Linked DNA regions of Homo sapiens: region 1 is linked to region 2. A link is a loop called in an ENCODE intact Hi-C map of the cell type or tissue named here. Cell type or tissue: Panc1. All regions are shown on one strand.

Region 1 (2,500 bases), 210 kb before region 2:
ACCCCTTCCTTCTCTTTATCACATCGTTTTAGGGAGCCAGGACCATGGACTTAGCACCAGACAGGGCTACTGGCCGCCCGTGGCTCCCGTTGCACACTCTATCAGTATCTCAGCTCCTTCGAGTGTTTTGGCTACTGTCATTGCTTCCGGGGCAGGCCTGGGTCCACGGGGCCGAGCCGCGCCAGGTGTTCCAAGTGCTGGAAGAGCAACCTCCAGGCACTCTGGTAGGCACCATCCAGACGCGCCCCGGCTTCACCTACAGGCTCAGCGAAAGCCACGCCCTGTTTGCCATAAACAGTAGCACCGGAGCCCTGTACACCACCTCCACCATCGACCGCGAGAGCCTGCCCAGCGACGTGATCAACCTGGTGGTCCTTTCCAGCGCGCCCACCTACCCCACCGAAGTGCGAGTGCTGGTGCGGGACCTCAATGACAACGCCCCCGTTTTCCCGGACCCCTCTATCGTGGTCACTTTCAAGGAAGACAGTAGCAGCGGACGCCAAGTCATCTTAGACACCGCCACCGACTCGGACATCGGCTCAAACGGTGTGGACCACCGCTCCTACCGCATCATCCGCGGCAATGAGGCGGGGCGCTTCCGTCTGGACATCACCCTGAACCCGAGCGGCGAGGGAGCGTTCCTGCATCTGGTGTCCAAGGGCGGACTGGACCGTGAGGTCACTCCGCAGTACCAGCTCCTGGTTGAGGTGGAGGACAAGGGTGAGCCTAAGCGGCGGGGCTACCTTCAGGTAAACGTGACTGTGCAAGACATTAATGACAACCCCCCGGTTTTTGGCAGTTCTCACTACCAGGCGGGGGTGCCTGAGGACGCGGTTGTGGGTTCCAGCGTCCTCCAGGTGGCGGCGGCGGACGCGGACGAGGGCACCAACGCGGACATCCGCTATCGCCTGCAGGACGAGGGGACCCCCTTCCAAATGGACCCTGAGACGGGACTTATCACGGTGCGGGAGCCCCTGGACTTCGAAGCTCGGCGCCAATACTCGCTTACGGTGCAGGCGATGGACAGAGGCGTGCCTTCCCTCACTGGGCGCGCCGAGGCGCTGATTCAGCTGCTGGACGTGAATGACAATGACCCGGTAGTGAAGTTCCGCTACTTCCCGGCCACCTCGCGCTACGCCTCGGTAGATGAGAATGCTCAAGTGGGCACCGTGGTGGCTCTGCTCACCGTGACGGACGCAGATTCTCCCGCGGCCAACGGGAACATCTCCGTGCAAATTCTCGGGGGCAATGAGCAGCGCCACTTTGAAGTGCAAAGCAGCAAAGTGCCGAACCTGAGCCTAATCAAGGTGGCCAGCGCCTTGGACCGCGAGCGCATCCCTTCCTACAACCTCACAGTTTCCGTCTCTGATAACTACGGGGCGCCCCCTGGCGCAGCAGTCCAGGCGCGCTCTTCTGTGGCAAGCCTGGTGATTTTTGTTAATGACATCAATGACCATCCTCCTGTCTTTTCACAGCAAGTGTACAGAGTGAACCTGAGCGAGGAGGCGCCTCCGGGAAGCTATGTGAGTGGGATATCTGCCACTGATGGCGACTCTGGTCTCAATGCTAATCTGCGTTACAGCATTGTCTCTGGCAATGGACTGGGATGGTTCCATATCAGTGAACATAGCGGCCTCGTGACCACTGGGTCCTCTGGGGGCCTGGACCGTGAACTTGCTTCCCAGATTGTTCTGAATATAAGTGCCCGGGACCAGGGAGTTCACCCCAAGGTGTCCTATGCCCAGCTTGTAGTAACTCTCCTAGATGTGAATGATGAAAAGCCAGTATTTAGCCAGCCAGAAGGGTATGATGTGTCTGTGGTTGAGAATGCCCCAACAGGGACAGAACTGTTGATGCTCAGGGCAACTGACGGGGACCTGGGTGACAACGGAACAGTGCGCTTCTCCTTACAAGAGGCAGAGACTGACCGGAGGTCCTTCCGTCTGGATCCTGTGTCTGGGAGGTTGAGTACTATTTCCTCCTTGGACAGAGAAGAGCAAGCCTTCTACTCCCTGTTGGTTCTGGCCACAGATCTGGGCTCCCCTCCCCAGTCATCAATGGCTCGCATAAATGTGAGTCTTCTGGATATAAATGATAACAGCCCTGTCTTCTACCCGGTCCAATACTTTGCTCACATTAAGGAGAATGAGCCTGGAGGTAGCTACATCACCACTGTGTCTGCCACTGACCCAGACTTGGGTACCAATGGTACTGTCAAATATAGCATATCTGCTGGGGACAGGTCTCGGTTTCAGGTCAATGCTCAGAGTGGGGTTATTTCTACAAGAATGGCCCTAGACAGAGAAGAAAAAACAGCTTATCAGTTGCAAATAGTAGCTACTGATGGTGGCAATTTACAATCTCCCAACCAGGCAATAGTAACCATCACTGTATTGGACACTCAAGACAACCCACCTGTATTCAGTCAGGTTGCCTACAGCTTTGTGGTTTTTGAGAACGTGGCGCTGGGATATCATGTGGGTAGTGTGTCTGCATCCAC
Region 2 (2,500 bases):
AATTAATTAGAATAAGTCTTTCCAATTTGTTTTTCTTTTTCAATTTTTTTTGGTTATTCTAACTGCTTTGCTGTATACTAACTTTAGATCAACTTATCAAGTTTTAATTGGGATTGCATTGGTTATATAAACATTTGGGAGAGAATCTATTTTGTACTAGTCTTTTAAAACATGAAGATATTTTTAATCCACTTATTTAGGTTTCAAACATTTCTACTAATAACTTTTTATTCCTTTGCATAGAGGTCATAAAGGTCTTCCACATCTTTCATAATATCAAGTTATATTTATTTGAAATATTTTAAAACTATTGTTGCTATATATATAGATTGATAGCCATTTAATTATTCAGACGTTTATGTTTAGAAATAAAACAGACACTTTATATTAAACTCTGGCCACATTTTACAAATAACATCTTAATTCCAGTAATGTATTTGTAAACTTTTGAATTTTTAAGGTACATGCTTGTAAAATCTTCCAATAATGATATATTTACTTATGCATTTCAATTATATAACTTTTATTTCTTTTTCTTGCTATGCTGTGCTGGCAATAACATCTGTTACATTTGTAAAAAGCAGGGAGATATAGTAGTAGACGTCTATTTTTTTTCCTGCTCTCAAAGGAAACGTTTTCACCATTAAATACCAGGCTCATAGAATGCTATAGACACACTTTGTCATAAGGAAGCTCCTGTGTAATATTTGTCTTGTAATATGTTTTTTCTTTAGCATGAGCAGTTGTTGAATTTATCAAATCCTTTTTCTGTATCTTCTGTTGATTGTGTGATTTTTTTGTTATGTTAATGCAGTACATTTCATCAATTGACATTTCAATACTAAAATAAACTTGTAATTCTGTAATAAACCCAAAATAGTAAAAACAAACAAACAAACAAACAAACAAAAAAACAGTATTGGTATGGACAGGAGGCAGAAGGTGGGGTCCCTGGTGAGGGCTCCACCCTCAAGCCTGGAGCTATGGCTCTAAATGAGAACAGGCATTCCTGTTTTTCCGCCCAAATGTTGCCTTTTCCAAGACCACTCTGGCCTGCCCTACTCACTATGCTGTGCGCATAAGAACCTCAAACTCCAGGCTCCAAGAGCAGAATCGCGGCAGAGTGGCGTGGCAGAGAAGGAGAGAAGAGAAGGATATGAAAGTCGAAGAAGCAGCTGGACGGTGGGAGAGGAGTTCGGCCATTTCCCAACTCCAGGGAAGATTATCGTCCCACTCCATCAGCTTTCCAGCATCCCATCCCACTGAGAACCACTTCCACACTCAATAAAATCTCTGCATTCACTGTCCGTTAAGTCCCTGTGACCTGATTCTTCCTGGATGTCAGACAAGAACCCAGGTACCAAGAGGGCAGGGTGTATGTCACCCTGACTCTCCACTGGGCTGGTTAACACTTAAGCTATTTGCCGACCGCAACTGCATTGTTTGTAACACATGCCCTCTGGGGCTCCAGAGGTTGCAGACAACCGCTAGACACTGCTGCTGGCTGGTACAGGTGTCATTCCTGCCGGAGCCTAAAGGCACTCACTCCGGCTCCCTCACCCGCCCACTCCCTGGGTGCGCCTGCTGCCACAAAAGGTTTGAGCTCGACCTATGATCAAAACCAGCCACCCCCTCCCCTCACGAGGGGGTCAGAGAACTCTCCTGTCTCAGCATCATTTTTTAATGTTTATTGTATTTGATTCAATATATATTTTTAAACGTTTGCATCTAATTAATGAATAGGTTGACGTGTAAACATTATTTTTTATAATATCTTTCAGGTTTTGCTGTCAAGGGCTAACTTTATAAAGTGACTTGAGAGCGTTCTCTCTTTTTTTATTTACTCCTAGAGTCTGTGGGAAAATCCATTATTTCTTTTTAAATATTTCAGGTGCAATTGCTGGTCAAATAACCTAAGCATAGGGTTTTCTTTGTGAAAATATGTTACTAATGCTTTTATTTCAATGGAACTGTTCATATTTTCATTTTTAATTGGTCAGTATTGGTTGTCAGTATGGATTTTGATTTCAGAATCATTCAGTTTCATCTAAATTTGGAAATTAACCTGCATAAGATTAACCGTACTATTATCATATTATTTATTATATATAATATATACATCAGTGATATAATAATATAATATTTGCTGTTATATTATATCGTTATTTTATTATCTGGTTGATTTTTAGTATTCTCTCCTATTTATTACTGATATTGCTTAATTATGACCTCTTCTTTTATTCTTCTAAAGTTTTACCAATATTTTATTGTCTTTAAAAATCTTTTCATCAAATCATTCTTGCCTTTGTTAATCCTTTTGTCCCACGACTGTTTTCTGTTTCACCATGTTCTGTTGTTTTCATTATCTTTTTTCTTTTACTTTTATTTTGGATTGGCAGTGCTGTTTATTTGCTTTGTTCTAAATTTCCAATTGAATTTTAGTGTTTCTTCTTTCCCAATACATATGGCTAAGGACATAATTGCCTTTAAGTATGCCAAA

Evidence for each region. Hi-C counts contacts between places; a loop is a spot of excess contacts. Peaks named below come from ENCODE experiments on the same cell type or tissue, not always from the same donor. Only the 100,000 strongest peaks of a DNase experiment are listed, where the experiment ranks them.
Region 1: it touches region 2 in a loop (5-fold over the local background); 7 of 110 quality-filtered maps call a loop at or near these places.

Annotation. Positions count from the first base shown.
Region 1 is chr4:125,316,368-125,318,867 of GRCh38, forward strand. FAT4 (FAT atypical cadherin 4) reads left to right here. Exons shown (of 18, transcript NM_001291303.3): 2 at 33-2,500. The coding sequence starts at 45. Among named protein-coding and RNA genes, the nearest start is that of FAT4, 2.7 kb to the left of the region's middle. In Panc1, CTCF peaks have their summits at 1,363 (motif pointing left) and 1,562; no DNase peak of the experiment used is centred here; H3K4me3 peaks cover 2,030 bases; H3K27ac peaks cover 1,341 bases.
Region 2 is chr4:125,521,686-125,524,185 of GRCh38, forward strand. No RefSeq gene overlaps it. Among named protein-coding and RNA genes, the nearest start is that of MIR2054, 16 kb to the left of the region's middle. In Panc1, no CTCF peak of the experiment used is centred here; a DNase peak (open chromatin) is centred at 1,432; H3K4me3 peaks cover 904 bases; H3K27ac peaks cover 2,399 bases.